Regions from separate parts of the Homo sapiens genome. Here region 1 is linked to region 2. Evidence: read pairs that join two places in POLR2A ChIA-PET (ENCODE). Cell type or tissue: CD4-positive, alpha-beta T cell. All regions are shown on one strand. Each heading gives the region's core, and the rest is flanking DNA. Links, peaks and the distances in the headings are about the cores only. Region 1 overlaps TRAFD1 (TRAF-type zinc finger domain containing 1). Region 2 overlaps TMEM116 (transmembrane protein 116).

Region 1 (5,380 bases), core at 86-5,085, 140 kb after region 2:
CCTTCTGATATAAGGCACTGAGATGAGCACAACATGATTTCTATGGTGTTCTTGCCAAAAATATATAACCTGAATTTAATCATGAGAAAATATCAGACAAACCCAAATTGAAGGATATTATATAAAATAACTAGCTGGCTGGGCACGGTGACTCATGCCTGTAATCCCAGCACTTTGGGAGGCTGAGGCTGGCTGGTGGATCATATGAGGTCAGGAGTTTGAGACCAGCCTGGTCAACATGGTGAAACTCCATCTCTACTGAAAATACAAAAATTAGCTGGGCATGGTGGTGCACACCTGTGGTCCCAGCTACTCAGGAGGCTGAGGTCGAGGTTGCAGTGAGCCGAGATCGCAGTGAGCCGAGATCGCACCACTGCACTCCAGCCTAGACAGCAGAGTGAGACTCTGTTTAAAAAAAAAAAAAAAAAAAAAGCCAGTATGCTTAACAAGGTCATGAAAGAGAAGGAAAGACTGAAGAACTCTCCCAAATCAAAGGAGATTAACTACAAGTAATAGCCAAATGCAGTGTGTGATCCTAGATTGAATGCTGAACCAGAAAAAGGGTGGGATGGTGATTTTTTTTTTTTTTTTTTTTTTTTTTGAGACAGGATCTCACTCTGTCACCCAGGCTAGGGTGCAGTGGTACAATCACTGCTCACTGCAGCTTTGACCTCCTGGGCTTAAGTGATCTTCCCATCTCAGCCTTCTGAGTAGTTGGGACCACAGGTGTGTGCCACCACGTCTGGCTAATTTTTAAATTGTTTGTAGAGAAGGGTTTCACCATGTTGCCCAGGCTGATCTTAAACTCCTGGGTTCAAGCGATCCTCTTCAGCTCAGCCTCCCAAAGTTCTGGGAGTACAGGCATGAGCCCCTGTGCCTGACTTGTTGGTGAAATTTGAATGAATTCTATAGATTAGTTACTAGTATTGTATTAGTGTTAATTTCCTCTATTTGATAATTTTACTATTGTTATGATGCTTTTAGGGTAATTGGATGAAGTCTGTAAGGGATGTTATTTTATTTTTATTTATTTATTTATTTTTGAGACGGAGTCTTACTCTGTCGCTAGGGTGGAGTGCAGTGGCACGATCTTGGCTCACTGCAACTTCTGACTCCCTGGTTGAAGCGATTCTCCTGCCTCAGCCTCGCGAGTAGCTGGGATTACAGGCATGCGCCACCACACCCAGCTAATTTTTGTATTTTTAGTAGAGATGGGGGTTTCACCATGTTGGCTAGGATGGTCTCGATCTCCTGACCTTGTGATCTGCCTGCCTCGGCCTCCCTAAGTCCTGGGATTACAGGTGTGAGCCACTGCGCCTGGCCAGGATGTTATTATTATTATTATTTTTGAGACAGGGTCTCACTCTGTCACCCAGGCTGGAGTGCAGTGGCATGATCATGGCTCTCTGCAGCCTTAAACTCCTAGGCTTAAGCATTCCTCTTGCACATTCCTCCTGCCTCGGCCTCTCGAGTAGCTGGGACTACAGGCACACATCACCATGCCTGGGTAATTTTTTTTTTTTGTATTTTTTGTAGACATGACGTTACCCCATGTTGTGGCCAGGTTGGTCTTAAACTCCTGGGCTCAAGTGATCCGCCTGCCTCGGCCTCCCAAAGTACTGAGATTACAGGCATGAGCCACTGTACCCAGCCTAGTAAAAGTATTTTATTTTATTATTTTTATTTTTTAAAACTCCCTTATCCAATAAAATTATTTTAAATTGAAAATTTTAAAATAAGAAAATCCCAAGGGACTGGATATTGAATAAAATGCTTTAACATGCAGGTTTGGGTGACAGTTTCTGTATACTAGTTTTTTATTTGTTTTTTTGCATGTCATCTTTAAAGCAGAAATGAAAGAGAAAGTTCATGTCTTCCTTTGTGGTTTTCAGGAAGAGCTAAAGATGGCTGAATTTCTAGATGACCAGGAAACTCGACTGTGTGACAACTGGTAAGACATTAAATCTAAGAAATGTTAGTGGAATGAGGACAGTCAAGCTTAATCACTATCATTTCCTGATTTAAAAACTGTTAGTGAAGACTGGCACAGTCTTGAGTTAAGCTTTCTATTTTGGTGTTTATAACCCACATGAATTACAAGAAAGAGCATCTCTTTCCTGATGAAATGAAACCGGTTGTAAAGTTAATAATCAGCTGGTTCCTGTTGGGGTTTTCCTAAGAACTTATCTTGGTATCTTGGTGCTATACAAGTGCTGTTACTGTAAGCTGACAAAAAAAGCAAAGCAGAACTGTCTGCTATGTTTATTACTTTATTTTCCTTCACTGGGTACTTCTTTCACAATGTGCTATGTTTACCTTAGCAAACTGTGGTAGAAAGAGATGTGGAATAAGGAAAATAGTTTAACTCATTGGTGGAATATTTGAGCCAAATAACATTTTTGTCATCATCGTTGTCTTTTTCTTTCTTCTCAGCCTAACTTTGGCAGAATTAGAATATAATTAGAGCAACAGCTGGTTACAATATTCTTTACCTGCTTGGAATTAAGATTTCATCTCATTGTAGGTGTCTTGCCATATTGTAGAGTATTTCTGCTATGCCACTATCACTTTCTACCATTTCATAAACTATTTTAGTTTTGTTTGGGTTTTATATGTATAGCTACTGAAACAGAGTAATCAGAAACAAATAATCAAAAGAAAACATGATTTTGTAAGAAAAGAGACACATTGGTTTTTAGCATTAGTTAAGATACACCTATTTTATCAGTCCACTCCAATTAGGAGGAATCTCAAGCCTAGGACAAAATATAAATAACTATGCTAAGAGAGTTAAAGGGTGAGTTAATGGAAAGCTAGTGAAAAACAATGCTATTCAAAGCCAAAGAAATTAAAGAAAAAAGCAGATTAGCATAGAAGGCTGACTAAACCTGTAAAGAATTAATTTCTGGCTGTTTGTGTTTAGTGTTTGGAAAGTTCTTGGGAATTTTTCTGGAAGCTTTGGTTTGCCTTTCAGCTATTTCTATCTAAATGAAATTTCACCTCTAATTTGCTAGCCCTTCCTTGAGACTTTTAGCAGTTTTATCTGGATACGGAATTGTGTGCTCATTTATCTCACTTAAAACATCTTCATTTTCTCCGAAGGTAGGAAGTAAGCATATTAGTATTTGGTCTGGTTGGAATGTTTGGTAGGAATATGTTGGCAGTTAAATTTTAAAAGAAAAAAACCCAGCAGGCAACTGTTTTATATAATTGTTGCAAATATCTTTTTTATTTCAGCATTTCCTAAGAGGTGAATATGTGCAATAGTAAATGCTTTGTGGTCTTACTTGACAGCTGCTTTTGATTCTTGTTGCTTCATATTATGATGGTGTGGTCCTTAATATTTTTTGTTTTAATTCTAAAGTTTTAGGGGCCTTGTGTATGTAGTATGTCAACAAGTTATCCTGAACAGCCTTGTAAAGTAAATGCTAGACATTTAGTGTCTCCATATTTACCATTAAAATAAAAATTATTGCCAATATTATGAAAAAGGAACCCAGGTTTTCTACACCCTAAGCAGTAATTACTGGCTTTAATTTTCATGGCATTTGTACATACATGATTTACAATCACAATATAACATTTCTTCTTTCACTTTGTTGGTATACTATATGTAACTTAGCTATTCCTTTCTTGCTTAGGTATTTTTAATGACTTTCATTTTTTACCATTCTATGATACTGTAATGAAAATATTCATACATAATCCCAAGAGTAGGATTATTGTGTTACAGAGTATATAATTTTATGGTCCTAGAAATGAATTTTCAGACTGTTTTTAGGCAGTTTATACTACCACCAGTAATGTATTAAAGTATTCATTTCACAACATCTTTAAAAAGTTGGGATGTATTATTTTAACTAAATTAATTCAAAATGAGTAGTTTCCTTAGAAAGCTAAAAATTTGAGAGAAATATGGGAAGTTAAATCTGTCAGTAATTTTCCTCTTTATCCATTTGAGTTTTCTTCCCATCTCTCACAGTTGATTGTTCTGTCACCTTCCAGTGCTGCTTTGAGAGCTGCCTTGGGGTCCCTAGCTTGATAATTCCACCACTGGATGAAAATGAATTTGCACTTCCTTGGTGTCTTGGTCTTTCAGTTTGGAAGAATGACTATAGCTGGAGGCACATCATTTATCCTACTTCAAAATGTTTCTTAGACAATGTCTGAATATTAAAGGTTATTAAAAGAGAAATAAGCTATTTATAATTTAGTATGGGAGACAGTTCTTCTAGTATTCAGCTTCAGAGGCAAAATATGGTATTAAATAATGTGTTTTATGACTATCTGTATTGATCCTGTTCAGTATTTTATTTTTCTGAATTATTGTTATACGTACCTTCTTTAATGTAGTTTTTAGCTGGTGAAATTGGAATTTTACAATGGTCCTATCCAAATAAGTAAAAGTAAGGCCTTTGAATAGAATGTACCTTTAGTTCGAGTACATGTATAATCTTTTCATGTTTAAATGGTCTTACTCTTTCATGTAACATTATCACTTTACCTCCTTAATTTGTATAGCTTAGATATGATCTTTGAACCACTAAACTAAGTGAGAAAGGCAAAAATGAAGTGGAGAGACCAGACTGGTGGAGGAAAGGGTTCAGGATTTCATTTTTGTACAGCTTTACAGTGAAGTTTCTACCAACCCAGCCAGAGAGCATGTTCCTGTAGTCAGGAAGCATCCAGCCTGCTTCGAAAGGCATGTGAGGCATACAGGAGACAATTTCCCCTTCCCCTTTGACTGTCCAAAAGCTGGAGTCTTCTCTTTTTGGTTTGACTTTTCATGGAATAAAATCCAATGAAATTAAACTACTTAAAAGTGAGAGAAAATCAGTGGTAGGGTGTTTTTTCACTTGTTTTTGTTGTTGTTTTGGTTTGTTTTCTGTTTTAAAATAATCCTGGAGCGTATCACTCTGCTTTGGGACATGGATGGTTTTGGAATAGCCTAGCTCCACTCTTTTTGGCATCTGACTTCATGTTGTGATCAGCTCTGACTTTGAGAAAGTAAGGCTGAGCTTTTAGATGTAGTAGTGCATAGCACCGGTAACTCAGAATGTTGCACAGAAGAGCCTTCAGGATTTAGTTCTTTTTTTTTTTTTTTTTGATACGGAATCTTGCTATCCCCGAGGCTGGAGTGCAGTGGCATGATCTCAGCTTTCTGCAACCTCTGCCTCCCGGGTTCAAGTGATTCTCCTGCCTCAGCCTCCCGAGTAATTGGGATTACAGGTACCCGCCACCACACCTGGTTAATTTTTTATATTTTTGGTAGAAGCGGGGTTTCACCATGTTGGCTAGGCTGGTCTTGAACTCCTAACTTCAAGTGATCTGCTTGCCTCAGCCTCCCAATGTGCTGGCGTTACTGCACCTGGAAAGGATT
Region 2 (5,380 bases), core at 257-5,256:
AGAGAATTGCTTGAACCTAGGAGGCGGAGGTTGCAGTGAGCCAAGATCGCGCCACTGCACTCCAGTCTGGCGACAGAGCGAGACTCTGTCTCAAAAAAAAAAAAAAAAAAAAAACGGCTGGGTGCGGTGGCTCATGCCTGTAATCCTAGCACTTTGAGAGGCCGAGGCGGGTGGATCATGAGGTCAGGAGATCGAGGCCATCCTGGCTAACACGGTGAAACCCCGTCTCTACTAAAAATACAAAAAAAATTAGTCGGGCGCGGTGGTGGGCGCCTGTAGTCCCAGCTACTCGGGAGGCTGAGGCAGGAGAATGGCATGAACCTGGGAGGCAGAGCTTGCAGTGAGCCGAGATCGCACCACTGTACTCCAGCCTGGTGACAGACCAAGTCTCTGTCTCAGAAAAAAAAAAAAAAAAATTAAAGAGTAAAGATAACATTATTTTTTTGCTTCTCTGAATTTTCAAAATATTCTATAATATAGTGTTTTTAATATGAAAAAAGATAAAAGCTATTGTTTCAAAATGTAACAATAAACAAATACGTCTCCACTTCCCAAGGTGAATCATCTTTGTTTCTATCTAGATCTGAGTGTGCCTTTCTTGCAAGGTGCAGTGACAGTCTTGTAGCACTCACCTGTCCAACTGCTTGTAGGTTATAGCAGATGATGTCCTTATTTGCTACTGAAGCTCCATAGAGAAGTGTCTCCGTGAGCCAGCAAAGTCCCAGGAGCAGGTCACAGAAGCTCAGATAAAAAAGTGGTCTTATCTGTCAAAGTAATAAAATCCTCATTTCATATGTGATGTAGCTAGGAGAATGTTAACAATGTAACAGTTCTTACATTTTATGTTTCTAGTAGGAAACTGACATCATTTTTCTGGGGCCTCTGCCATTGGTTGATTGTGGGCAATGCAAGGGAAGACTACAGATAGGAAGGAATCTATAACCACTATAACCACAGTTATCCCAACTGTTCTGGAATCAGAGTACTCATGGATAGATTAGTACTGAACCTTCTTACTCACAGGGACACTCCTTTCTTAGGTATAGGGTTAAAAAAAGAGTGGAAAGATGAGAAATTTTGTGGTGGAGATGTACCACAAGGAGACAATTGAGAGTGCTTTAGTGGCACAGGCAACATCTTCTACTTTTTTTTTTTTTTTTTGGAGACAGAGTTTCGCTCTGTCGCCCAGGCTAGAGTGCAGTGGCACGATCTCGGCTCATTGCAAGCTCTGCCTCCTGGGTTCACACCATTCTCCTGCCTCAGCCTCTCAAGTAGCTGGGACTACAGGCGCCCAGCACCACGCCTGGCTAATTTTTTGTATTTTTAGTAGAGATGGGGTTTCACCGTGTTAGCCAGGACGGTCTCGATCTCCTGACCTTGTGATCCACCCTCCTCGGCCTCCCAAAGTGCTGGGATCACAGGCATGAGCCAAACATCTTCTAAATATAAGAAATGAGGTATTCTGCTAAGTGTTTAGGGATGTGGCTGAGGACTTAAAGAAAATGAAAACGTTTACAGTAATAAAAAGTCAGGGTAAAAAGTCAGTAATACTGAAAAATGTCAGAATGAACTGTATGTGTTGCCTTTCGGTTTCTGACCACACTGGTGAAATTTGTCTCTTCTTATTCTTCTCCTTTTGGCATCCCCATTCCCACTTATCTAAAAATAGTTTTGGTCCTATGGAGAAAATTATAAACCATTTATTGAGGGACTCCTAAAGATTAAATGCAATCTCAATGAAATCTCAACCTATTTTCCTGTGGAACTTGACAAGCTGACTCTGAATCTGATGTGGAAGTACAAAATATCACCCTGTGAGCCACAATCCAAGGGAGTAACAGTGGGGTGTTTGCCATCTTAGGGAGAAGCTCTCATCCATGGCACACCTGGCATGGGTGAACTCCTTCAATGTGCCACACCTGCAGCTGGTGGACGATGGCCTCACGGACCTCCACAGCGGTCCCACAAGACCCGCAAGGCCCCCCCACTGCTCTCTTAACCTGGCAGCTGCTGCCTTATAAAAGTACAGTTGTGAATTTGACTCCACGAAGTATTATGCATTGTGTGGCTCTCGTGGGGTCTTAGGTTGTGGTCTGACACACACTGCGGTCATTCCCCTGGGTTTAGTGAAATGCTGTATGCAGGTGGACCCCCAAAAGTAGAAGGGCATATTTAATGGATTCTCAGTTACACTTAAGGAGGATGGTGTTCATTCTTTGGCTAAAGGACAGGCTCTGACTTTCATTGGCCACTCCATGCAGGTGTTCTGCAAGTTTGGCTTTTATGAAGTCTTTAAAGTCTTGTATAGCAACATACTCCCAGAGCATGTTATCTCTGGTGCACATCACTGTATTTGGCTGCCTCTGCCAGTGCTGAATTCTTTGCTGTAATTGCCCTATGGAAGCTGCTAAGGTTCAAATTCAAACCCAACCAGGTTAGACCAAGACTTTGAGGGATGCAGCTCCCAAGATGTATAAGGAAGAAGGCCTAAAAACATTCTACAAAGGGGTTGCTCCTCTCTGGATGAGACAGATAGCATATGCCATGATGAAGTTTGCCTGCTTTTAAGGTACTGTTGAAGCATTGTACAAGTTTGTGGTTCGGAAGCCCTGTGGTGAATGTTCAAAGACAGAGGAGCTGGTTGTAACATTTGTAGCAGGTTACATACCTGGAGTGTTTTGTGCAATTGTTTCTCACCCTGATGATTCTGTGGTATCTGTGTTGAATAAAGAAAAAGGTAGCAGTGCTTCTCAAGTCCTCCAGAGACTTGGATTTAAAGGTGTATGGAAGGGAATGTTTGTCTGTATCATTATGACTGGTACTCTGACTGCACTACAGTAGTTTATCTATGATTCTGTGAAGGTCTACTTCAGCCTCCCTTGCCCTCCCCCAAGATGCCAGAATCTCTGAAGAAGCAGCTTGGGTTAACTCAGTGACAGATCAAAGCAAATGTGGACTGAAACTGCTTGTTGATCAGTGTTGAAGAACGTACAAAAGGAACTTTCATATATTTGACAGTGTAGGAAATTGTCTATTCCTGATATAATTACTAGAGTACTTTCACTTAAGTCAAGAGTTTCAAATTTACTATTGAAATAAACCCAACTCTTCAGGAAAAAAAGAAAGAAATATAAAATATTAAGATAACCAAGACACTCTTGAAAAAAAAAGAAGAACTTGCCCCACCTCATCTTAAGACTTATCGTGGGATCTGGCCAGCAGCCCGCAATGCAACGGGGCTCTTTCTTTGTTCCCAGGTGGATCGGCAGGTCGAGAAATAAAAGACACACACAAAATAGTGAAAGCTGGGTCCAGGGCGTCACCGCCTTCTGGTCCTGTGATGCCGCCAATGCACTGGATATACTGGCATTTATTATTAAGTTTAGTGAGGGCGGGGGTAGGTTAGTGAGGGATTTAGGGGGTCATTTGATTATGAGGTGAGATGATCACATGGGGATGAAGTAATTCTTTAATGTAACATCGGTATGCATAAGTACAGTATACAGAGATAAGAATTTACAACATAGTGTGTGTGTCAGCAATTTCTAACAGAGCCTTAAAACAGAAACACAGTCTATCCATAACCTATGTTTAGTAAGATACTAATCAGCAGTAATATTTGCAGCAAAAGCTGGTTGCAAACAATCAACAGAAACAGGATGTGAAACAACCGGTTAGACCACAAATTCTCAGAAGGGAGTATGCCTTAACCCTAAAGAGACCCAGAAAAGCCGTGGCAAGATAAGGGCGTTTATAACCCTATCTTATCCATATGAACAAGCGCCCCTCATGTGTCTATTTATAGGCTCTCCACAAGGGTTGCATTGCATTCCCAGAGCTATGAACATCTGCTTTTCTGGGATAGTAATCTTGGTGATGTGAAACCTCCCTGACTGCACGTCCGTTTATAGGCTCTCTGCAGGGAGAAGCACATCACGCACTGTTGGCTCATTCTGGCAGCCAAACCTTGCATTGTCTTTACAAAATCCTGCATGCAATTTTGTATTTACAATAATCAGGAGCATTTCATCTTTTATTCCATAGCAATAGTTTCAGGAGGTCTCCCTACAAAAACTAACATAGACCTAGAGTGAAGATACTGTGGTACTAGTACAGGGATGGACAAATAGGTGAATAAAATGAAAATAGCCCAAATTAAACCCAGCAATATATATATAGATCTCTGATGTATGACATAAGTGGCTTTTTCAATCAGTGGAAAAGAGACAGTCTTTTCAAAATATGAAGCTAGAACAATTGGGTATCCATACAGGAAAAAAAAATGAAATTAGGCCCCTACTTTGTATCTCACACTACACTCAAAAAATCAGTTCTAGGACGGGCATGGTGGCTCACGTCTGTAATCTCTGCACTTTGGGAGGTGGGCAGATCACCTGAGGTCAGGAGCTCAAAACCAGCCTGGCCAACATAGTGAAACCCCATCTCTACTAAAAATACAAAAATTAGCTGGGCATGGTGGCGGGCGCCTGTAATTCCAGCTACTCAGGAGGCTGAGGCAGGAGAATCATTTGAACCCAGGAGGCGGAGGTTGCAGTGAGCCGAGATCATGCCACTGCACTCCAGCCTGAGCGACAGAGTGAGACTCCATCTAATCAGTTCTAGGTCAGGCTCAGTGACTATATGACTATAATCCTAACATTTTGGGAGGCCGAGGCAGGAGGACTGCTTGAGCCCAGGAGTTCAAGACCAGACTGGGAAACATGGTGAGACTCCATCTCTACAAATAAAATAAAAAATAAAAAAATTAGCTGGGCATGGTGACACACACTTGTGGTCTCAGCTACTTGGGAGTCTGAGGCAGGAGGATCACTTGAGCCCAGGAGGTCAAGGCTGCAGTGAGCCATGATTGCATCACTGCACTTCAGCCAGGGAAACAGAACAAGACCCTGTCTCAAAAAAAAAAAAAAAAAAAAAAATCTATTCCAAGTAGTTTAAAGACCTAAATGTGAAAGGACAAAAACTGTAAACCTTTTTTTTACATTCTATAGGAGAATGTCTTCAATTTTTGTTTAGGGAAAATTTTCCTAAACAAAACACAAAAAGTACTAAAAGAAATAATGAAAAAAATCAACCACATTAAAATGAAAAATTGAGTCTGTGTCAAGACACCATAAAGAAAGTAAAAAGACATACCACAAAATAGAAGATATTTGTAACACATATAACTGACAAAGGATCCAAACTGTGTTTTAAAAAAATTACTAAGTAGTAAGAAAAACTCAACAGAAAAACAGGCAAAAATATTTAACAAAAGAGGAAATCCAAATGGCCATAAACATATGCAAATATGCCCTACTTTATTAGTAATAAAGGAAATGAAAAATTAAAACCACAATAAGAAAATAATTACACACCCATG

The links. ChIA-PET counts read pairs that join two places held together with the same protein. Peaks named below come from ENCODE experiments on the same cell type or tissue, not always from the same donor. Only the 100,000 strongest peaks of a DNase experiment are listed, where the experiment ranks them.
Region 1: POLR2A ChIA-PET joins it to region 2 with 7 read pairs; 5 of 35 experiments call an interaction of 5 or more read pairs at or near these places.

Annotation. Positions count from the first base shown.
Region 1 is chr12:112,128,619-112,133,998 of GRCh38, forward strand. TRAFD1 (TRAF-type zinc finger domain containing 1) reads left to right here. Exons shown (of 12, transcript NM_006700.3): 2 at 1,893-1,951. The coding sequence starts at 1,905. Among named protein-coding and RNA genes, the nearest start is that of TRAFD1, 5.7 kb to the left of the region's middle. RefSeq lists an enhancer at 2,096-2,145. In CD4-positive, alpha-beta T cell, for the core only: no CTCF peak of the experiment used is centred there; a DNase peak (open chromatin) is centred at 2,143; H3K4me3 peaks cover 1,067 bases; H3K27ac peaks cover 3,113 bases.
Region 2 is chr12:111,991,126-111,996,505 of GRCh38, forward strand. It overlaps TMEM116 (transmembrane protein 116), which reads right to left. Exons shown (of 11, transcript NM_001193531.2): 4 at 633-764. It also overlaps the pseudogene SLC25A3P2. Among named protein-coding and RNA genes, the nearest start is that of TMEM116, 19 kb to the right of the region's middle. RefSeq lists a silencer at 840-1,134. In CD4-positive, alpha-beta T cell, for the core only: no CTCF peak of the experiment used is centred there; DNase peaks (open chromatin) are centred at 2,616, 2,896, 3,326 and 3,676; H3K4me3 peaks cover 2,053 bases; H3K27ac peaks cover 3,681 bases.